2 separate regions of the Mus musculus genome follow, and region 1 is linked to region 2. A link is a loop called in an ENCODE intact Hi-C map of the cell type or tissue named here. Cell type or tissue: heart. All regions are shown on one strand. Each heading gives the region's core, and the rest is flanking DNA. Links, peaks and the distances in the headings are about the cores only. Region 1 overlaps Tpst2 (protein-tyrosine sulfotransferase 2). Region 2 holds the start of Gm52821 (a long non-coding RNA gene).

Region 1 (12,152 bases), core at 5,845-8,344, 54 kb before region 2:
GTTTTCTGATCTCCATACTCAGACCACGGTGGAGGCTGTCCACTGAGACCTTTCCTGTCAGCGGAGGAGGAGGTGGAGGAGAAGGAGGAGAAGCATGTGTATTTTTTGTGCTTCTCTCCAAAGAAGGGAGAGAACTCTGCAGGCGTAGCAGCCTCAGAAACTGTCAGTACACCACAAACCCCAAAGCAGCAGCCACAAGAACAGTCATAGACTGTCAGCCTCTATTCTGGAACCTTCTGCTCAGAGCTCGTGCAACACAGGACAGTGAGAGGCAGGGGTGTGGTCCACAGCTCTCCTTCTTACAGGAGGATCACAAGTCAGCACTAAGCCAGGGGCTATCCACATCCTCCCATCAGCCCTGTGCTTGCACAGTGGGATCTGCCCTCTAGGGGCCAGCTAGGTTTGTGAGGATGCAGGACAAGTATAACTGTGCCCAGGGGCAGAATCACTAATAAGGTGGGCCAACTGGCGCCCATTCGGGTGCTCCCTGCAGAGTCCTGGCGGTCTGGGACATTTTCTAAAACAGCTTCGGACCCCATAGCTCACACTATTTCCCTGTAATGTAGCATCAACTGATTATCAGGCTTTCCACATGTGGGCCAGGCACAGAAAGGGTGCAGACCACCTGCATCCAGACCCAGCTGTGTGGCCTGACATTGCCTAATCTCCCTGAAATCCTCTGAGAAACAGGGCTGCCGGCACCTCTGGGCTTCATCACACTCAACTTCAAAAGGCCATGGGGACTCCTGGAGCCTGAGGAGAGACTGTCAGTGAATCTGTGCAGGGATATCTGCCCGGAGCAAGTGTTGCCCGGCAGGTGCCATGAAGTGTGTTTGTCCCATTTAGTGGAAGAGGTTGTGGCTCTGCAAGTGACGTAATGAGCCGAGACCACACAGCTAAGGAAACAGAAAAGTCAGCTTTGTCCTTCAGTACTGCTGTCCCCGTGCCCCGCCCTGGTGTCATACAGCTCTCAAAATGAACCATGAGGGGCTGGGGGCCTCATGCCAGCTCTCAGCTCAATCCCTGGCTGCTCAGGAGCCATGAGAAGGGAAGAGGGCAGCAAAGGCAGAGGGATCTGATGGAACCACTTATTGAGCACCTACTGTGCGCCTGCACCTACTGTGTGCCTGAACCACTCACACTAGTAGGCTTGGATGAGAGCAGAAGACAAAGGAGGAGCACCAGGTTATCCTCAGCTACACAGAGAGCTCAAGGCCAGCCTGGGCTACATAAGAGACACAGTGCTGGAGCCAAGGACAGAGAGAAACAGCCAGTTTGAGGAGGAACAGACACCCACAGTGAACAGAAGCAAGTGACATTTTGGCTCAAATCCATCGCTCTGTACTTTCTAAGCTGGTGTTTCCCTACGCTCAAGAGATCAAGAGGCTCCCAAGAAAACAAGGAGCTGTGAGCAGAGGGAGGCGGCAGTAGCTGAGGCTACACCTGTAAAGTGGTCCTGGATGGGGATCCAGGGGCCCTGTGCACAAACCCAGACCTTTGTGTGATCCTGCCCCCAGGGAAACAGCTCCCAACTTCCCTCTGCCAGGCAGCAACGCTGTTGCACCCTGCACAACCCTACTCTCCCATGAATGACTGGGGAAGGCGACCCTAGGTATCAGAGACCACCAACTCGCTGCACTAGGGAGCTGCCGAGAAGTGATAGGATGGAAAACAGTTTAGGTCTTGGCTGCTGCTAAACTTGGGGAACATGCAGGGAGACATGGGGAGGGGTGCAGGCAGGAAGGCACGGGGGAGGACATGCAGGGAGGCATGGGGGAAGACATGCAGGGAGGCATAGGGGAGGACATGCAGGGTGGCATGGGGGAAGACATGCAGGAAGGCATGGGGAGGACAGGAAGGGTGGCATGGGGAGAACAGACAGGGTGGCATGGGGGAGGACAGACAGGGAGGCATGGGGGAGGATAGACAGGGAGGCATGGGGAGGACATGCAGGGAGGCATAGGGGAGGACATGCAGGGAAGCATAGGGGAGGACAGACAGGACAGCATCGGGGAGGGCAGGTGGCACTAAGGGCATCACAGTCATTGTCCCCCTCTACTGTCATCTTTTGTCTTTGTTTGACTCTCCTTTATGAACCAACGACCTACAGGGGTGAAGCATACAATGTCACACAACTGGAGTCCAGGAGGAAACCCTCTAGCCCTCTCTTCAGAGCCCAGAGTCTTGCCCCGACTTCATCTGGAATTTTTACCTAGAGTGAAGGAGGTAGGACCCCAATGGCATCCCTTCCTGCCCTTCAGAGGCCCAGGCCCTCTGAGGCCCACACTGGGAGTGGGGGACAGCAAGCCTTATCCCCTCAGGGTCTCCCCACTCCAAGGCTAGGAGTCCTGGGTTGGTCTGGGCCAGCTATGTGATGAACACAGGTGTGTGGGATGAAGCAGGTCCCATGGACCACGTGGCTTCTGACAAGGCTGGCATGCAGTCTTCACTCAATACATGTCAACATTTAAATTAGGACCACAGCCAGCCACAGCACCCTGTGCATCAAGACCTCAGGGACTTGGGAATCACAATGGCTTCCTGACCTTCACACCCCACCCCCAGCTTCTGGGTGTAGCCTCAAAAGTTTACAAGTTGCTTCACTGAAGGCCTCTAAAGGTCAGGAGTGCTCTGAGAAACCAACATCCCTGCCTCGGCACAAAACTTAACATAGGTGCCACATGTGGCCAAAGGTACTGTGTTTCCCTTGGATATTTCACAGCGCCATGTGGCAAGCTGGCCAGGGCTTATGGCTTGTTGTGCGGGCAGGCACTCATGACTAAACACCAATGGGACAGTGCAACATGGGGCAAATCCACAGGGCAAGACCAAAGTGTGTCTGGTTCTCAGAAAGCCCAATAGGAGGACTTGGGTGGCCTGCTTTGGCCAGAAAGAGAAAAAATGCAGAATTCCAGGACATGATGTTTGATCCTTCATAAAACTCACAGACACACATGGAGCACTGCCTCCTGTTGATAACCCAGCAAGGTCTAAGAGACCCACGTGCACTTGGAGGTTAGTTGGCTGGGTTTACTCTGTTGTCTTTGAGATGGGGACTTGTGGTGGCCTTGTGCTCCAGATTCCCCCTCACAGGGATCTTGGGTGTGTACCGCTTTGTCTGATGGTATATAACTTTACATACATTTTGGATCTAACTTGGGCCTCACAGACAGAACCAGTACCACTTATTACTAAGGCACTGGCAGGTCCCAGGTAGGTCTGAAGCTAGTGGCTCTTAAATCCTTTGCACTGCTCAACGAAAACTGCCAGGGACAGTCTGCCCAGTGCCCAGCTTAGCTCCTATTGGCTCAGCCTGGACCTGTGGCAATGTCTCACTCTGGGCCTCTGTGCTAAGAGGCCCCAAGGCCTCTGTCCAGGGCAGCACAAACAGGAAAGAGCCAGGATGACCTTGCAGGAGCCCAGCTTCCTGCAACCACATAGCCTCCTACACAGGATCCTGTCCCCACTCAGCAGGAAACTGGGGGTGGAGGCAGAGCACTGGTGTGGAGTCTGTACACCTGGCTGTGACCCATCTCTGCTGACTGCAAGCAATGTGGAACACACATACACACACGTGCTCAAGAATATACTCTGGCATGTCACGGGTGCACACACACTCACCTGCATGTGTGTATGACACACACTCAGCACACACACACACTCTGTCTCTGTCTGTCTGTCTGTCTGTCTGTCTGTCTGTCTCTCTCTCTCTCTCTCTCTCTCTCTCTCACACACACACACACACAAACACACAGTCTCCTGTGCGCGCGCACACACTTCCTCTCTGGAGCACACTGCTCAGAACAGCTTCCTCGAAGTCACCCTTGTGCTAACCTCCATCCAGCTTTAGAACGTGCTGACAGAGCAAGCACTCACAAGATTTCTCTCTGCAACCTAGCCTGGCCTCTAAGGCCGGAGGATTATAGCAATCCTCCTGCCTCAGCTTCCCAAGCGCTGACATTACGACGTGTGATTATATGTGACTCCTGACATATCCTGTTTCATCTCTGGAAAGTGAACTCAAACATCAATGAGCATCCCTGGGCCCTGCCCTCCAACAGCGGCACAAATGCAGTGGTGGTCACAGGGGGCAGCCTGCCCACCAGTAGCCATGGTGACAGCTCCTCACATCCCTCCTGTGCCTGTGGTGGTAAGGGTGTACAAGCTGACCATGGCCACGTATACAAACGTGTGCACACACACTGTGCAGGGAACTGCACTAAAACCACCATCACCATCGCTATGAAACATTCACTGTCTTCGGGTAGAGGGAGCTGGGATGGGAGTCTCACTCAGTAACCTAGGCTGGCCTAGAACCTAAAACTGCCTGTTTCCAAGTATGGGATGACTGGTATGTGCCACAGTACCTGGGTCATTTAGCCATGGCTTACTGAAGTCAACAGTAAAGTGTGCGGAATCATGGCAGGCAGCCTCTGCCTGAGTCCATCCAGAGGGTCAAGTATGAGGTGTGGTGGTACAAGCCTGAGATACCAGCACTCCCAGGGTTGAGAATCAAAAATTGGAGGTCAGCCTGTGCTGCACAGTAATTCTAACTCCAGCCTGGATGACATAAAACCCTGCCTAAAAAAGGAAAGAAAAAATTTTACATTTCTGCCATATACCACGTGGTCAGCATGAGGCTCTTCTGTGCTTGTCACAACACATCCTGTGTGAACCCAAGCACATATGGCTGACTCAGAAGACACAGCGAGACCCAGGGTTTGACTTTCAGCAAGTGCTGCCTCCCAGCCCACTCTCTTTGAAATGCCACTTAGGTCACACACCCTGCATTCAGTGTGTGCTTCCTGTGGGTTGGCCATGGGGGACATGACATCAGGTCTTACAATGGTGGTGCTTTGTGTCCCAAGTCAGGCAGACAGTTTTCTGTGACTGGCTTGTACTAGTGATGGGACTCTGAGCCAGCAGGTCACATTTGGGGAGTGCATCTGAAGATGGCAGCTGCTCTGACGGCCACTGTGAGTATTATACTGGAGCACAGACAGGGAGCCTGCCCACAGGTGATGTCCAGACAGCAGAGCAGCAGCCCAGGCAGACAGGGGCAAGATGGGTATATGGGTCACCCAGGAGAGGATACTACACACAGAGCAGCCGAGAAGCAACAACTGATATAAGGACAGGCGAGCCCCACAGCAAAGCAGCAGCCAGCAGTACACGGGCCTCCTGGATGGCCCTATGCCAGGCAGCCTCTGTAAGGAGAAGAGATCAGAGGCTGGCCCCCAGGCAGGGGTGGAGCAGCCTGGCACTAAAACTGTCCAATCCATAGGACACCAACCCACACCCCCTCTGCAAACTGCAGACACCTGTTACAGAGTGGTATAAATGTAATGTAACAGAAGCTTTAAGGAGGTGCAGGGAGCAACTGTGTATCCAACTTATAAGGACCAAGTGGGAAGAGGATGCACCAGCCAGGTGAGCAGGTCTAAGGTCATGGCAATGTGCCAGGAAGACACACAGGGGGGGCGGGGGTGGGGGGTTGGGGGGCGGCACACACACAGCTCCTGTCAAACATGTGCCACCAACTCTGACACATGGAGCAGTTAGATAAGATGGAGTTCTTTTCTGTCTAACTGAATGCACTTGGGGCTCCTAGCTGAGAAGCCCTTGCTAGTGCTGGGTATAGGTTTGCACCCCTGATCCCAGCTGAGGCAGGAGGATTCTGCATTGGAAGATAACCCTCTTCGTCTCCTCTATTCACTGGCACCCTGGCTGGCACCTTCAAGAATGAAACAACCTCAGGGTTGAATTTGACCACAGGCTCTACATGAGCAGCCTGGGGTGTGTGTGGTGGTGGTGGGGGTAGGGGGAGGGCAGAGAGCCATATGTTAGCCTACCATCAACAAAGAAGGGAGACAGAGGCAGAACACAGAATGACAGTCCCAGGCAGGGATGGGGATGAGTTGCAATGGGAGGGCACTTGGCCTCTCTGGGCCTCAGTTTCTACCCCCATGTGAAATGGGTGCAGCGGCTCTCACACATAGGGCTGAGTGGAGGATACTGAGGCAAGAGATCTGAGTCACCACCACTGGCGACCACCATGCACAGGGCACGTGGCTCACCATGTTTGTGGGACACACATGTGCAAGATGGTTTCACGGGCACAGCATCGGTTTTGGTACAACCCAGTTTAAGACACTCATGGGCTGCTACTGAAGGTTTAAGCGCTTTAACTCCAGCATTCGGGAGACAGAGGCAGGCCGATCTGAGCTCCAGGCAGCCTGGTTCACACAGTAAGTTCCCTCAAGCTCTGTGAGAATGGTGTTTGATACCCAATCGCAGATGAGGGCCAGGAGGCTCGGAGAGGTTAAATACCAGAGTCAGGACTAAACCGCGGCCTGACCCTGGCCAGGCTCAGAGACTGCCGCCTCCAACCTCACCCCAGGGTGTCTGGGGACACAGGGGAGAACACCACCCTCGGGAACACACAGGCTTGCCCTGAGGTGTCCCGAGGACAGCGGCCTCAGTCCAGCCACTGGTGAAAGTTCTGAGTCTGTGGCCTTTAGTCAGAACAACATCTTGCAGGCCCCTCTCTACTCAGGAACTCAGTTTCCCCATGAGACTTCCAAAGGGAGGCTGAGTTCCATCCCCAAGCTCCACAGCCCACACCTCCTGTAACCTGGTACCTGAACTGGTACCTCTAACATTTGCCTGTTTCTGCAGAGGAGGGGCTGAACCAGCCCATGCCTGCCGAGAAGATGCTCATCGCTGAGCCCACCCCAGTCTATGATCTGCATTTGAAAGGCGCAGCGGGGCAGGCCTCACTGTCAGTCAAGTCCTCCAGCCAAAAGCTGGGCAGTGAAGGAAGATAGCACACCTCTCACTTGCTGGAGCCTGAGTCACTCGGTACCCCAGGGAGGGTCAGGCAGGTCCCTGTCTCCTTCCTTTCTGTGACTCAGAGCTGAGTGGGTGAGATTGCATGAGACTTATTGTCCCCTCCAGATAACAGAACCACTTCATTGGAAGCGGGGGTGCGGTGGCTGTAGGCTTGTACCCTGAACACCCGAGGGACAGTACTCTTAACCCTACGAGAGACCCCCAGCACACCAGGAGCGGATTCAGGTCACCCTCTGACTTGGGAGCACCCAGGTCAGGGTGTCTGCGTCTGCCAGGAAACTGGGCTAGGCTTCTCCCTGAGGTGGGCACTCCTCTCAGGAGGGGCTGCGCCCATCAGCATGCCCACCCTTGCTTGCCCGTAGGGCTTGTCTGTCTGTGTTGGCCAGCATTCTCAGCTTGCTCCTTTCCCACAAGGCCACATGGTAATTACAGGAATGAGGGGGCGGGGTTGTGAGGCCTGGGGGTTCAGGGTACAGGGAAAGCCTCTGGACAGGCTGAGATCACATGTAGCTCTGCCAAGGTCCAGCTGGGGAAGGGGAGGGCAGTTAGTAGAAGCAGCCTCAGTCTCCCCATCTGCACTCTAAGGCTAGTTGGCCATAGAGGCTTGATCTGATGACTAACACATGGCAGGACCATCAACCTGCCATCACATTCAACTAGGGATGAGTTAAATGAACATGGACGGTGCGTGGGATGGGAGCCCTCATCACCCAAGACCTGCTGCTGCTGCTGCTGCTGAAGAACATGGAGTTCTGCAGGAAGCTTGCTCTACACAGGGCCTGTGTCTGCTCTCCTAACATTCCCACTCTCCTAAAGGACACTGGGGCTGGGGGATGTGCTGCGGATGGTAGAGTGTTCGCCGAGCAGGCATCAGGACACTGCACACGTATGAACTGTGGCTCATCTCAGGAGATGGAAGCAGGAGGTGCCTTAGTCTGGCATTACCCTCAGCTACACAGTGAACTGGGGTCCAGTCTGTGTCACCTGAGACTCCGTATCATTTACATAAACAGATGGACGGGTGGGAAAGTCAAACCTGTCACTTCTAGATTTGCTTCCTGGCTTTATGACCCTTGGATCCTGAAATACTCAAGGAGTGGCTGGAGGGGATGCTCAGTGCGTGCTCAGAAGAGCAGCAGGGTCATGGTGCCAGCCAAGTGCAGCCCCACTATCCATGCTGGACACACAGTAGGTACTCTGGATGCTATTGCTGTTCTCCTACCATCCACGCCAGGCACATAGTAGGTACTCTGGATGTTAGCACTGTCTTCCTACCATCCTTGCTGGGCACACAGTAGGTACTCTGGATGCTATCACTATCCTCCCACCCTCCATGTTGGGCACACAGTAGGTACTCTGGATGTTATCACTGCCCTCCTCACTATGTTATCACTACTATTATTCATGTGGGTCAAACATTCCTAATGTCAAAGTCCAGAACTTTGAAACCTTCTGGTTGTTTATTTTGGGACAAGATCGTCTAAGTAACCCAAGCTGGCCTTGTTAGAGACTCAGCCCCAGCCTTCTGAGTGTTAGGGTTGGCAGGTGTCTGTTATCACACTCCACAATATCTAAAAGCTATTGAGTACCAACAAAACTCTGTAACAAAGTTCCCAATTTTGGAGCAGCTGAAACTTCAGAGTTAAGGCTGTGCAGTGAGTGGAATTGAAAATAACTAATGGTCAAACCCTACAACACTTCAGGGAATACTCTCAGGATACACAATGCCAACCCAGCAGACACAAGGAGCAAACTTAGACTCGAGTACTAGGGAGTGAAGGAACACAGGGCATCTGTCTGCCAAGGTCCTTCTCAGGCCCCCCATCCCTTGGGCCCTCCAGGACCGTTGAGTAAAAAGGACAGCCTATCTCCCACAGGCAACACCTTGGCACATACAGCTTGCCCTGTTCCTGGGTGCCAGTCGGGCTGGAGAACACCAAACAGTAAAACAGAGGAGGCTGGAGACAGTCCACGGGGCCTCAAGGGCAGGCCCAGGAGGCCCAGGAGCCTGCAGGGGTGGGCTGAACACCCTTGGGGGGAATTGTTCTCCCTCTCTGAGCTCTAGTCTACACAAATGGATCTTCAATGCTTCGACCCGTGGAGGCTGGTGGACCGCTCTCCTGTCCAGCCACCACACACCTGTGCCTCTGGACGCTCACTGTCCTCACACCCTAAGAGGTGTGACCTCTTGAGGATAGCTCTAGCTGTCACAACAAGGGGACAGGATTGGAGGAGGTCAAAGAGCTCTCCAACATCCTCCACCAATGAGCCCCAACCTCGAGAAATCACTTAGAACCGCACCATGTCTAAAGAGTTCTGTGCTTCAAGTTGTTTATAGGCAACAGAAAAAGCAAGGTTGGCTACGCTGCTTGTCAACCCCACAGTCAGATACACACCACTGGGATGCCTGTTGCAAGCCAGGCCCCACTCCAGCTCAGAGCCACTCTGGTAAACTGCCTGTGAGAAGCGCTCCACTCGGAGCAGGCAGGACACACAGAGCCATGGTGCTTCCACGTGTTCCCGTACCCTTGCAGGGAGGGACACACCACTTACTCAGCCAAGGCCATCCTGGAGGACATTTAGGCTCCTTCTGTCTTTGATGTACAACCCACCCATTTAAAGGACTTTGTTCTTGTGCCCCGTGTGGCAAATGCCCCAGGGAGTTGCTAGACGAAAGAAGCATAGGCCGGGAGTCTCATGTGATTCCCACTTCGAGGACTTGGGTCTGTGCCTCACCAGTCCCACACATCTGCACACCAGAAGCCCTGCTGAGAGGGACCCAGAGGGACCCAGAATGACACGAGGCCGCAGCTGGCTCGCTCCCTTCTGCCCAGATGATGAAGGCGCCCGGCCCTCCCACCACAGCCCCACTCTGTCAGCACCAACCTTGGACTGCCTGGCTCTGACATCTTCACCAAACTGGCGAGTCCCCCCATTTGCCAGATATGGCGATTTAGGCTGAAGGAGGTGTCTGGATGAGCAGCTGCCGGGAGCCAGTTACCTCCAAGTCCCCTGCTACCTATGTCCTCTGGGTCTAGCCCCAGAAGGTCCCCTACGCGGCCTACAGGCCCGTGGTCACTCAAGCTTTCAGAGTTTCTAAGAACATGAAATCACGGAAACTCAGCAAATGATAGAGCATTTCTGAGGGAGGAGACGGCCTCTGGGCTGGGCATCTGGGTGCCAGCAGACAGGCTGCCCAGTGTCTGTTCATGCCCAGTCATGCGGGACTGAGAACCGGCTGGGCACAGAGCAAGTCTGCCCACCGTGCTTCACAATTGACACAGGATGGTGTGTGGGTGACACAGGATGGGGAGGGGAAGAAACAGGTGGCACCCCTGGGACCCCAGCATGGTACAGCCCCAGTTTCCTTTTGTGGAGGATGAACACTCAGAGTCAGTCAATAAACATGAGGTCCTTTGAGCCAGTATGGCAACACCTACATAAAACAGCTGTACAACATCAAGTGAGCACTGCTATACCCCAGATCAACAGATGGGGAAACTGAGGCTCTCAGTGGTACACTGCCTGATGAATACAGAGAAATTTCAGGGATGGGGCGGGGCTTCAACCCATAAAGCCCGCATCCAGCTCAGAGTTCTGCCCATGAAGCTGTGTGGCCTTGGGCAAGTAGCTGCACCTCTCTGTTCACAGAGGTCAGAGAGGAGGACAGACAACACTCCACACACACACCCCACGGGGCTCCATGAGGCCGCCCCAGAACACCCTGCACCACGGAGGATCTGAACGCTCCTGAAAAGTACATACATTGGGGTGAAGGCGTGCCAAGCTTTCTACCCAGGGGACGAAAGCCACCTGGAAGGTCACACAACAGATGAACCTTGGAAAGCACTGCTAGGCCATGGAGTAGAGGGGAGAGGAGAGGGGGAGGGGTGAGAGGGGAGGTGGGGGTGTCCAACCCCACCCAGCCATGCTGCCTGCACCTTTCCAGAGCACTCCACCATCTCTCTGTAACTCCCAATAGCACCTTGCAGAAACACGTAAGCCACACACTAAACTAAATGTTCTCTGGGACATTAAAGACATAAATTTAACCCAAGGTGCACAAAACACAGTCACTGCCAACCAACTGTCACTACTGAGCTGGTTCTCCGTTTCTTTCTACCTTTCACTAAGATGAGGTGACTGTAGCCCTGGCTGCTGGCCTGCAACTCCGCCTCCTCCGTGGCCTCCTGAATGCTGCACCCCTCAGGCCTTGTGACCCTCCTGCCTCAGTCTCTGGAGCATCCGGAATTACCACCTTGCCCCTCTAGGACTGGCACATCAATGACTCAAAAGCTCAAAATTAAGACCTCTTACTGATCAGAGGATGCCCGGTAGGAGACAGAGATCTGTGACACATCACACAAGCGATGTGTGTCCAGGATATACGGAGAGCTCAGAGAAACGGGCCGGGCAGAGGTAACATGGCAGACAAATGGGTTAAAGAGACAAAGGTTGTCGAAACTGGCACCTGAGCAAGAGACCCTGGATTCAGTATTTCCCATCAGGGAAATGGGCTAAGGGTACCATGGGATCTCTGTGCCTGAAGACAATAATAACGCCAACAGCAAGTGTGGATAGGCACAAACAGCGCTCTCTGGCTCCACACGAATGCTGGTGAATGATGCCTGCCCATCTGGCCATGCCGCCCATGGGCCTGGCACCGACCCTAAAGTCACACCCCATAAACCAGCTGTAGGCCAGCGGCCTGAGGGAAATCTGCAAGATTGCAGACCCGCATACTGATGTGACCATCTCTGCCACCCAGAGTTGTCCCTGGTAAAGTGTGCATCCGTCAGAACTGTATCAAGCCAGTCCCCGTAAGGTGCACGCACTGAATGTCCCCCAACGTGCATGTACTGAGTGTCCCCCAAGGTGCACTCACTGAGTGCTCCCAGCAGGCTCTGCCAGGAACAACCTGGGTACCTGTCGCCAAATGAGTAACAAACAAACACAAATCAATAAACACGGTCCAGTCGGCCAAGAGGAAGAAACCAGACAGTCACATGATTAGACCAGACCACGACAGTGGGCTTTACAGAACAGAAAACCAACCCAAGAAAATCAGAAATGCAAGGTACCCTCAGTGCCTGGGGGTCACAGGGGCTGAGTCTCGGTACCCCTGGGCTCACTGGCAGACATTTCCTGGCTGTCATGGAGGGACACACAGGCTCTTGTTCTCTCTCACCTGCACTCTGTGCCAGGGACAGAGGCTACATACGCCAAGGCTCCCAATCATGTCACCCAAACCAAAGCCTGGCACTGACTCCGGACTCACACTCCATAAAACTGCTGAGGGC
Region 2 (12,152 bases), core at 4,118-6,617:
AAAAAATTAATTTATGTATATGAGTACACTGTAGCTGTCTTCAGACACACCAGAAGAGGGCACTGGATCCCATTACAGATGGTTGTGAGCCACCATGTGGTTGCTGGAATTTGAACTCAGGACCTCTGGAAGAGCAGTCCGTGCTCTTAATTGCTGAGCCATCTCTCCAGCCTGTTTTTTTTTTTAACTCTGTCTCTGCTCTGTGTGTGTGTGTGTGTGTGTGTGGTGTGCATGTGCACATCTGTGCTTGTGAATTCCGTAGGTGCAGAAAAGAGTTTGCAATCCTTTGGAGCTGGGTTACATGACATTATGAGCAGGGCTAGGTGTGAGAAATCTAAAACATGCTAAAACAGCAAGCCCTCTTCTAGCTGTCGATCCCTCATTGTCTAGTTCACTGATCTATGCTTTAAAGATTTTTCTTTTTTGTGTATGGGTGATTTGCCTGCAGGTAGGTCTGTGACTACCTGTGTGCGGTGCCCACAGAGGGACAGAAGAGGTTGCCCTATCCCCAGGACTGGAGTTACAGACCTTTGTGAGCCACTAAAGGACTAGAACCTGGGTCCTCTGGAGAAGCCTAGTCATGGTCATTCGCACACACTGTCAGCATCTCACTCAGATCAGATACCTCTGTGCCACTGCTCCGAGCCTGAGTGTTCATGGGTCTGGAGAATTTGTTCCTCTCAGTCCTCTGTGGGGCAAGTGGAACTGTGTCTCCAGACAAAATCTGGAAGGTTGAGTGGATTCTGAAATCCCGGTAATTCTCATATCTGAGAACAGTAGGCGTTTTGGACTCCCAACCCAGTTCCTGTCCTGGAGCATGTGACCATGACACCCCATTTGAGGATCGTGACCCCCTAGTCAGGGAGCACAGGAGTTCTCCATGCTAATGAGGTATCTAGATGGGCTGGCCCTGAGGGTTTAGCCAATAAGTTTCCCTTCCCAGACATTCCTTCCTGCAAAAGGTATTTAAACTCTGGTTCACCCTGAGTGAGTGGTATGCATCCATTTTCCACTATGAATAGATAGTTTGGACAAACAAGGAATGTCTCTCTCAAAAGAACTGCTGTGGGGAGAAGCCATTGTCATACACAGCCGTGCTGCCTCAGTCTCCTGCAGAAGGCTCCTCTGTGCTCTGGACACTGACCCCTGAGCTAAGTCAGATTCCACCACCACCCCCTCAGCGCTTGTCAGCAGCCCACAAGCCTCCATTCAGATTCCCTCGAGGTTCCCAGTGGCCTCTGGGTGTCTGGGAGTATGGGAACCACAGCTGTCTCACCTGAGCTGCAGCTGTGTTCTGCCACCCCTGAGCAGGTGTCTGTCCCAAACGCCCAACACCACCACAGCAAAGAGGATGGAATGTAACCTAGCGCCTGCCTCCCCTTTCTGTCTGCCTGAGCAGCGCTCACACACACCAGCAGTGAGGTGGGAAGCAGAAGGCAGACCCACAGCCCTCAAGCTTGTGTTACAAGCTCATTGCCACTGAGTGATTTTTGAGATTGTCATTACATAGCCCTGGCTGGCCAGGAGCAGTGGTTCTCAACCTTCCTAATGCTGTGACATCTTCATACAGTTCCTCATGTTGTGGTGACCTCCAACCATAAAATTATTTCTGTTGCTACTTCATAACTGTAATTTTGCTACAGTTATACATCGCAGTGTAAATATCTGTGTTTTCTGTGTATTACCCTTGTGAAATGGTAACTCTAATTCCCAAAGGGTCCATGATCCACAGGTTGAAAGCCACTTGGCTTAGCACCACCATCCTCTTGGAGTTTGCTGGAATTTAGTTATAAAGCATCCTGCTTAGTGTGTGTGTATGTGTGTGTGTGTGTGTGTGTGTGTGTGTGTGTGTGTGTGTGTGTGAGAGAGAGAGAGAGAGAGAGAGAGAGAAAGAGAGAGAGAGAGAGACTTATAGGGATTGTCCCCATGCATGCCAGGCAAATAGCTTACCACTGAGCTAGAAACCAGCCCTGCCTCTGTCCTGTTTTGTCTATGCTAAATTTGTGCTACATCCCCTCCCCCCTGAGTATTTTGATAAACCAATCTTGGTGGTGCATGCCTGTCATCCCAGCACTCAAGAGACCGAGGCAAAAGGATTGCTTAAGTTTGAGGCTAGCCTGGACTATACAGCATGTGAGGCTTAGAGAAGTCAAGGAATTTGCCGGAGGCTACCCAGCCCATGGCTATGGGTTAAATTACCCGGCTATGGGTGATGCAAGATTTCAGGGTATAATACAGAGATAATCAAGGGGATCAACTGAGGGTTATAAACGGCAAGTCTGATGGGATCACGTTAAGAAAGTAAGATGAGTAACTGGGTAGCTTAGGTTCCTGGGAGTAAGCCAAGGAAGATTGTCGTACAGAACGAAGGAAGGGTGGGGGGTTGGTCACTAGAGCCTCCATTACGAGCCAGCTCAAGCCAAAGCCAGGAGATAAGCTGACAACTGAAAAAAAAAAGGGGGGGGGGAGAGGGTGGTGGTGGTGTCCCAGATGTGAGGCTGTGCTGTTGTGATAAAGAAGAAAAACGTTGACCCAGCAAGGCAATTTTGGGAGGGAAGCAGAGAGCATAAAATTATTTTTCAAAATTTCCCAGGAGGTCAATCTCCCAAGGTTATAAAAGAAAGACAATTCAAGTGTTGTCGCTATTTGGGCCAAAGCAACTGGAAGGCAGGAAACGCCTGTCACAGAGAACACAGCTTAGCAAACAGGGCTGACCACAGGGTTAAGAATGGAGGACACCCTCAAACTAGGGGCTTCTGGGCCAGGGAGGGTCAATGTCTGGCCCAAGGCCACACAGCAAAAAAAAAAAAAAAAAAAAAAAAAAAAAAAAACCAAAAAACCACATCTGTTTCTCTGCTCTTCGAAGCGTCCTAATGGTTACTCAGGAAGGGAGTCACACCTGGGTCTCGATCCTATGGTGGTACTCATTAGATGGGGTGACCTCCAGCAGCCATCCTACCCCTCCAACCCTTGGGTTCCCTTCTGCCTAAAGGCACAGTGTTGAGGTCCAAGGATGCATATGTGGGAAAGGAAATACAAGACAAGCAACTGTGCCTTTGTGCTCCCCTCCTCTACCAGCCTCCTCCGTGTAGCTCCTCCCACTGCTGCTGTGAGCCAATGCCCGCTGGTCTCCTCCGTGTGGCTCCTCCCACTGTTGATGTGTGCCAATGTCCAGGAGTAGAGAATACAGACTAGGCTTCAATGGCACCTGAGGGCAGGGAAGGAACCACCACAGCTTGAATGTGAGAGAGAAGATGTTTGACGCTGTTCCCAGGAACAGTGAACAAAGCTCACACACCCCAGATAGGGATTCAGTGACAGGTCAAAGTTCAGTTACCGTTAAAGTCAAACTTGGTGAGCCGTGAGGTAGTTTTACTGGGGTTACTTACAGGAGCATAAGTGACTCTTAAGACAGCTGTGCCACCAAAGCCCACCCTAGCACAGGTGACAGCTCACAAAGCTGGGAGCCTGGAGCATGCTGCCCAGTCTGCAGACAGCTCAACAGGTTGGAGAGTGACCTTTCCTGGAGTCTCAGTTGATATGAGCCTCTTTCAGGTAGCTGGGCTCCTCTGAGAGTGATTCGCTTTACCACTAGGGAGGGGCCTAGTGAATCTGCTCAGTTTCAGGGACTTCCTGAAGCTAAGGAGCTCCTCTGAAGGAATGCAGTCTCATCCCCTTAGCTCATCTGCTACTTTAATCTCCCGTAAACACCCTGAGTCTTAGAGAGCCGCCATCAGAGATAGAAAGTTCTAACCTCAGAGGAAACTGCTTCACAGTAGAAACAGGAGGGGGAGGGGGAAGCTGCCTTCCTTTCCACCCCCTGCACTGTTGTCGCCTCTCTTCCCCAAGAAGGAGTCATGCATTGCTGCTTCTTGCCCTGTGGGTGGGGAATCTGCCCACCCTCCTTCCGGGGCTGTAATTACTAGATTAATGGACGGGAAACCACAGGTGGGAGGTGCCTCCCTTTCCTGCCCACCCTTGGCTCTGCTCCAAGTCTTCCTTGCCATTGCCAACAAAAAGGCAGCATCAGGCAAGCACATCGAGGAACAGAACAGCAGCAGAGTTCTGTGCCCCTTGAGGGAGACGCCGCATCCTTGCACAGTGTGTTAGTCAGGGTTCTCTGGGGTAACAAAATTTACTGAACCCCTCTCTGTCTGTCTGTCTGTCTATCTAACAATAGCTGCCTATGTATGGAAGGTCCCAGTATCCAGCAGTTGTTCAGTTTGTGAAGCTGCATGTCTTAGCTGGTCTTCAGTATACACCAGAATCATAAAGAAGGAGGCTCTCTTGTCAGTGATGGAACAGGCTCGTGAGGTTGGGAGAAAGCAGGGAGAGAGAGAGAGAGAGAGAGAGAGAGAGAGCTTCCTTCTTCCAAACCCTTTATACAGACTGCTGACAGAAGTGTGGCCCAGATTAGGAGATGTGCCTTCCTACCCCAGAGTTCTGGATTAGAAGTGGATCTTCCTAGTTCAAATGATCCAGTGAGGCAAAACGTTCCTCACTGGTGTGCCCAGAGAGACAGTTTTGGGCTTTAGTTAACTCTAGATATAGTCAAGTTGACAACCAAAACCAGCTGTCATCATATACACCGCCCCCCAATTGCTAGACTTGGATTTCTTGTGACATTTAAAGAGGAAATTTCTGTTGACATTTTCCAACCCTGACTTTACTTCCCCAGCACCTACCCCAAACATAGGCCCTGCAGCTTACACTGCTTGGTGGAGGATGTTCCTACTTCTGCCCTAGAGCTGCGAAGCTCTGAGCCTTCATTTTTGACTCTCTCTCTCTCACAGTGACCATGATCCTTCATTACTATGCCTTCTTGTTCCTAGTTCCTATGGGAACACTGAGGCCAACTGTGCAATCCCATACAGAAGACAGGGCCAAGATGCTGCACAGATTCTGGGCTCCTGACTCTCTCCAAAGACCTCTCCCCCATCTAGAGTATGCCAGGCACCTTGAGTCAGCTAGATAAGGACTATTAAAAAGTTATCACTACACTGAAAAGTACATTGTTATTATTACAAGTGTGTGTGAATATGTGCCTCATCTGTCAAATGGAGGTCAAAGGTCAACATTGGGCATTGATTTTTCTCATTCCACCACGTAGGCTCTAGGGTTCAAACTCAAGCCCTCAGGTTTGTCAGCAAGTGCCTTTACCTGCAAGCCTACAGGGGAGTTGGGGAAGAAGTGGGAGGACGTGAGAGGTCAGGGGTGGTGGGGGGGAAGAAAGGAGGGAGAGAAGAGGGACTGAGTTTAGCCTAGGCTGGCCCTGAGCTCAAGTGATTCTCTAAATGACAGGCTGAGGCTCATTCCACCCCACCCTCACTTACTGTCCCCCATCTCACCCTCGCCTCACCCTCCAGCTTCTCTATGGAGGCCTAGCAACTCCCAAGCTCCCCAGCATCCTGGTCCTCTCTTGTGCGGTCTGTGGATCAGGACCTGCGTGGCACTGCCCCCTCGTGGTGAACTGTGGAAACACATCCATTTAGTCGCTGCTGAAGATTGCAGCTCTCGGGTGCGGGGTGGGTGCTGGAGCAGAGTGGGGTGGGCCAATCGGCAAGGAAGAGTTAGTGCCAAGGAGAGTGCGCTTCCTGGTGAGGTCGGGGCCTGAGCTTCTTCCTGCTCTCAAAGCAGCCATAGCAGTCTCCACATCTGCGTGTTTTCTGACTCACTGTGGACCTGTGCGAAACTGTGTTCTGAACTGTGTTCCGTTTTCTCATTGGCTTCCAGGATGCTCAGAAACATGGATCAGCCCACTCCCAGGAACTGTTCAGAGCAGAGTGATTGCGTCTAGAACAATTAAATCTCTGACTATGTATCCTTTTCTAAGTCTTACTCTTCTTGTTTTCTTGTTTTATTTTGTCTGTGCAGCCTAGGCTGGACTTGAGCTGATTTCTCTGACTCAGCCAGCAAAATGCTGGGATTACAGACATGTGCCACTGACCCTGGGGTTCCTACCTTATCTTATGTAATATATGTAATATTTCATTACATTCATGTATAATATTGGTGTGCATGTGGGTGCCTGTGCCTAGAAAGTCTGGGGAGGTGGGGCACACTATAGTGGCATCCTCAGGGAAACCTCCTTTGTGACAGGATCTCTCCCGGGCTCCATGGTTAGATGAGGCTGGTGGCTGCTGGGCCCCAGGGATCAGTTAACCAGTCTCTGTTTCCTGGGGGCTGGGATTACGGGCCAGTGTCACAGAACAAGCTGTGGATGCCTCGAGATCAAACATAGCCCTTGTGATTGTGCAGCAAACACTTTGCCAACTGAGCCGTCTCCCCAGTTCTTCACCCGCACCGTGTGTGTGTGTGTGTGTGTGTGTGTGTGTGTGTGTGCACGCTGTGCTGGAGGTCAAATCCAGAGATCAGTGTCTGTTAGACTAGAATTCTCCTACTGCTCCATGCCCAGGTCCGACAACATATTTCTAAACTCTCCTCTTTGGGCGAGAAGTGGGACAGTGCCCAACACTGGTTCAGAAGGGGCACACCCAAACCATGCACATCCTCACCTTGCACACCCCCTGCACACCCACATCCTGTACACCCATGCTGTGCATACTCATACCCTGTACACCCACATCCTGCACAGCCACACCCTGCACACCCACACCCTGCACACCCACACCCTGCACACCCACACCCTGCACACCCACATCCTGCACACCCACATCCTGCACACCCACACCCTGCACACCCACACCCTGCACACCCACACCCTGCACACCCACACCCTGCACACCCACACCCTGCACACCTACACCCTGTACACCCAGGCTCTGCACACCCATTCTGTGTGCACATGTTGTACACACCCACACCTTGTATACCAACATTCTGCACACCTATACCCTCCCACCCACACCCTGTACACCCATACCCTGCACACCCACACCCTGCGAGACTGGCTGGCCTCCCCTGTGCCTGGACCACTGAGCATTTCAAACATTCTTTTGCCCACCCAGCCCCCTTCTGGGCTCTCTGCAAGTGCCTTGGGTACTTGGGTAAGCCAGAGAACAAAGGTCTCCAGACTCACCCATATGTTCCCAGCCCCACTTGTCCTCACAGGCTCAGCAGATGCCAGATGAGAGCCTGAACCCAGCCCAGCCCCCTCCTGCTGGGTCACTGACTGCAGAGGTCTGCTTCTCTCCTCCAAGCACATAGACAGAGCTCAGCTGCTCCACAGAAAGCTGAGGGCATCTCATAAATACTGAATGCCCTGCTGTGCAGAACAACTACAGTGAGATAACAAGAGAGTGGGTACGGCTGGCTGAGAGGATTTCTCTGGGATTTCTGGGCATTCTGGGTGGGACTAGGATGGTGGTGGTCTTGGATGAAGAATGTTGGGGCTGCATCATAGCTCAGACCTGTTTGTTCAGTCTCAATATCCTTGTCTGTAAAGTGGGTCTGGTGCCAATCCCTGGTACCATACCAGCTGACGGTGTCTATAACAACTGCAGTGCCAATCCAGAAATGGAACTCAGCAGGCCCTGAGTGTGCATGTCCCTTCTCTGCAGTCTGCCCTAGTGCCTCCTGAGGCGTCTGCATTGTGAACACAGTGGCCCTGCCTCTGTGCAAGCAGAGGTCAGGTACCCACAACCCACATGTGGAGGAAGACACTATTACCAATCCAGACATGTTGGATGTTCCCCAGAGAGGGTCTGCATTTGTCATCCTTGAAGGGGTACTTGAGGGCTGAGTTGCCTTCTACAGGAGACCTTTGGGAGACAGATGGAGACCTGAACTACCCTATTGCAGGTCACATGGGAGCGGACCAGAGCCCTCACTCTCCTGCAGATTGGCTTGGGCATCTGTACAATGTGTCCAAAAGGGCTTCCTGTTCAGCTGTTTGTCCACATGCAGATATGGAGGGTATCCTTCCTTGCAGACCCTTTGCCAGGCTGAGAGAGGGGCAAATGTCTTCCCTGAGGAGTCTCACAGGTTAGCATGTGTATGGCAATGTGTGTAGACATGTGTGTTGCAGATGTACGTGTGCATGTGTGTGCAACTTCATCGTGTGTGAGAATGTGTGTAGACGTATGTGCATGTATATGTGAATGTGTGCAGGCACGTGCACGCATGGAATTAAAATACCATGTTAAAGCCAGTCCCAAATGAGGGTCTATCTTCCAGGGGTCATAAACCTATGAAGACTGACTTTATCTGGAAATGAGCAGATCCCCTGAGAACAAGAGATTGGACCAGGCATGTCCAGCTGGCAATTCTGGAGCTAGATCGGAGACCACTGAGCCAGCAGGCAGCCAAGGCTAGGGGAGGACTCTGAAGGCCAGCATAAAGCTTGCTGCTAGTCCTGAGGCCGGAGTGAGCAGCAGGGGAGCGATGGATGAGGTCAGCCTGCATCTTCAGAGTCTTCTGGAACTGGCAGAGGGGACAGGCTGAAGCACCTGGCAGAGGCAGCAGGAGCAGATATGTTTGGTGATTCAGTGTGGGGTGGGGGTGGGGGTGGGGGTGGGGTGGGGATGACCCAGTGAAATGCCGGAGATCCAGTGATGGGTCTGGGTGGGAGGTGGGGCTGGGCGAGAAGGTGTACCCTGAGTGTGGTGTCTGTGGGGTCTCCCGCAGGGCTCGCCTCCCCCAACCGCAGTTCCTTCTGCCCCTACTCTGGCCCCTCAGCATCTGCTGCATACACTGCCTCGTCGGGAAGCTGAAAGACTTTGTCCCTGCTTCTGGGGGGCGGAGGGAGCAGCTGGAGGTCTGGCCTCTGCCTTTCTCGCCGCAGTAGCTTTGCGATTGGCTGGGCGGCACCTGCTGGGCGGCTGGGAGCCCAGGAGCAGGTGCAGGGCATCTGCAGGACTGTTTGCAGACGGATGATGAGGCCGGCTGGAGGCGGCAAGCATGCCCTGCCCTTCTCTGTGGTCCAGACACAAAGGGACAAAGAGGCTGAGTGAGCCAGCGGGGAGACGAGGACAGGGCAGGGTCAGAGGGACAGAGGCCTGCATGCAGCTCCAGGCGCACAAAAGCAGGAGGGCAGAGAGACTCAACAAGGAACGGAGCGTGGGGGGCGGGAGGCTCTGTTGCTGTTCTTGAGAGCAGCATCCCAGCTTCCGAGAGCCTTGCTGTGGGCCTACTAAATGAAGTGGGTGAGTCTTGGGTGCCCCAGGCTTTCCTCCACGGAGCAGGTGTGGTTCAAATCCTGCTAATAGGAAAAAAAAAAAAAAAAGGCCTGAGTGACCACGAGCACTGTGCATGGAAGACACGGGCATACACACGTGGGCAAGGCTCAGTGCTTAGTACTCTGCGGCACAGGGGGCCTATTTGTGTCTAAGGTCCTTTATGATATTTTCCTGAGAATGGGCGAGTACGGTCTTCCTGTGCAAGGGAGGGAGAGATGTAAGCCATGGGACAATAGTGGGAAGGAAATTCAGAGTTATACTTCACAATGAGAGAGAGAGAGAGAGAGAGAGAGAGAGAGAGAGAGAGAGAGAGAGAGAGAGAGAGAGAGAGAAGAGAGTTAGTTAGTTTGATGATGAGCAGAGGCAGAGCCAGGAACAAGCTTGGCCTGACTTGACTCTAGCTGGCTGAAAGGCAGAGGAAGGGAACAAGACAGAGCTGAGGCAGAGTGTCTGCAGCCCCAACAGCATCTGTACACAGAAGGAGACGGGTTCCAGGCACCTCACTTGGCCCTTCTGGGTTTTGCTCACATGCCAAAGGCTGTGATGTCCAACCAAAGGGGCTGCTGTGTAACTGGACTGGGGTCTGCTAGGGGTTGTGAGAGCCGCCTGTGTTATGGGCTGGTCCACTGGGCTGTCCTGGAACATTTAGCCTGGTGCAGTCTGGGTAAATGTGGAACCTGGCACAGACTGGCACAAGGAGGGGCAAGGCAGAGGCTCCCCAAGGTGCCTGAGAAGCCATGGGTATCAGGCCATACAGCAAGCAGGGGTTGAAGTTGATCAGCCAATGCTGTGCAGGCAGAAAGGCAATCTTGGGCTCTCACAGGGCCCATGGGAGCCAGAAGGATACTTTGAGTGGACAGAGTGAGGGGCTGTGGCAATGGCTCAGTGGGTAAAGAGCTAGTACTGCCAGCAGGGTGACCCGAGTTCCATCCCCGGCTCCCACTTAAAGAACTCTGGAAGTGCTTGTCAACGTTTGTATTCCAAGCTCTGAGGAAGGAGAGCTGAGCAGACCCCTGGAGCCTGTTGGCCAGTCAGCCTGGCCTAATTATAAAGTCCACGAGCAGTGGAAAATTGTGGACAGGGAGAGACACTGTCTTAATTCAACAAGGACGTTTTCTGAGGCCGACTTCTGAACTGGCTAGTTTTGTGTCAACTTGACACAGGCTTGAAAGTTATCACAGAGAAAGGAGCCTCCCTTGAGGAAATGCCTCCATGAGATCCTGCTGTGAGGCATTGTCTCAATTAGTGATTGATGGGGAGGGCCACGCCCATTGTGGGTGGGGCCATGTCTAGGCTGGTGGTTCTGGGTTCTATAAGAAAGCAGGCTGAGCAAACTATGGAGAGCAAGCCAGTAAGCAGCACCCTCCATGGCCTCTGCATCAGATCCTGCCTCCAGGTTCCTGCCCTGCGTTGAGCTCCTGCCCTGACTTCCTTGGTGATGAACAGCAGTATGGAAGTGTAAGCTGAATAAACCCTTTCCTTCCCAACTTGCTTCTTGGTCATGATGTTTTGTGCAGGTATACAAACTCTGACTAAGACAACTTCTGTCCTTCCTTCGAACATAAACACAGGTTTGTATCCATCCTGAGCACACAAAAATCCATGTAAAGCCTTATGTGTGTGTGTGGTGGGGGACATCGCTAGGAATGTGAAGGCAAACAGACACGTCCATCACCATCATAATTCCTGCCTAGGAAGGGGACGATGGGCACATGAGCAGCTCTATGGATCAGGAGAAACCAAAGAAAGCTCCTATTCATACTCACTGTGCCCAGAGAGGCCCATGGCAACACCTGACACTTGATTGCATTCCTGCGTATGTGAGGCCTCCATCACCCCTTCCAAACGTTGGCACTATGGTGGCCACAGAAAAAACCATGTACTCTATTACTGTCTCCTGGCTAAGCAGAGCACACAGAACTTTTCACTGCACCTGCTTCTGCAGCTTAGCCCATGCATATGGCGTCCAGGCCAGGGAACCAAGAACTAGCCTCAGATCTGAACTAGAATGAGGTTGCTGAGTCAGGGGCTATAGGTCACAACTTGGGCAGGTCCTCACAGTGCACAGAGTGGCAGAGTACTGGCGTGTAGGGAAGCCAGGGTCCCAGAGCTGTTCTTTGACCTCTGGTGGGGTTTGGTTCATGAGGTGGTGTTGGGAGGAGGTAGGTTGTCCTTTAAGGCATGGTGCCTGGTGAGGAGGGGCGGTTGGGTTATTGGGATCTGCATCCTTAGAATGTATTAATATAGCTAACTTGGGGGGACCCTGGTTAGTTCCCGAGAGAGACAGATAGAGACAGAGAGACACAGAGATAGAGACAGACAGAGAGACAAGGACAGACAGATAAACAGAGAGGAAGAGAGACACAAGAGACAGAGAGATAGAGAGACAGAGATAGACAGACAAAGAGACAGAGATAAACAGAGAGAGACACATAGACAGAGAGGCAGAGACACAGAGAGACAGAGACAGACAGAGACAGAGACAGAGATATAGAGAGGCACAGAGACACTGAGACACACAGAGACAGAGATGGAGGTGGGCCTCCGATGCCTCCTGCCTCGCTGTGTGACAGCCACCCACCATGATGGTACACACGTGATGTATGGAGCAGGTCACCAAGGCACAGCCAATGCAGGCAGCTCAGATTCAGACCTATGGTCCACATCAGGCTATCTCAAACTTCCCTCTCCTTGCGACCATGATCCTGGATGTAAAGATATATAAAAGAGACATACGAAGGAAGCATTCATCAATGAGACGTCACAGCAGATAAGTTCATGTCGAGGCTGGGGAGAAAACCCGGTGGTTACAGAACTTGCTGTGCACTGGTGAGGACTGAAGTTTGGATTCCCAGAACCCAGGAGATGCTGGGCGGTGGACACTGCACTTGGTCTGTAATTTCAGCCTCACAAGGGATGCCCTGAGCAAGCAGGGCAGCCATATCGGTGAACTCTGAGTTTGATTGAGAGCCCCTGCCTTAATGAGTCAGTAGGAAGGGCCATTGAGGATGATTC

What was found. Hi-C counts contacts between places; a loop is a spot of excess contacts. Peaks named below come from ENCODE experiments on the same cell type or tissue, not always from the same donor. Only the 100,000 strongest peaks of a DNase experiment are listed, where the experiment ranks them.
Region 1: it touches region 2 in a loop (2.8-fold over the local background); 7 of 42 quality-filtered maps call a loop at or near these places.

Annotation. Positions count from the first base shown.
Region 1 is chr5:112,290,042-112,302,193 of GRCm38, reverse strand. All of the region lies in intron 1 of Tpst2 (protein-tyrosine sulfotransferase 2), which reads right to left. Among named protein-coding and RNA genes, the nearest start is that of Tpst2, 19 kb to the right of the region's middle. In heart, for the core only: no CTCF peak of the experiment used is centred there; no DNase peak of the experiment used is centred there; H3K27ac peaks cover 1,117 bases.
Region 2 is chr5:112,234,243-112,246,394 of GRCm38, reverse strand. Gm52821 (a long non-coding RNA gene) reads left to right here and starts at 6,742. Exons shown (of 3, transcript XR_003955957.1): 1 at 6,742-7,263; 2 at 7,762-7,944; 3 at 8,137-8,221. RefSeq lists an enhancer at 5,875-10,266. In heart, for the core only: a CTCF peak has its summit at 5,477 (motif pointing left); a DNase peak (open chromatin) is centred at 5,464; H3K4me3 peaks cover 349 bases; H3K27me3 peaks cover 787 bases.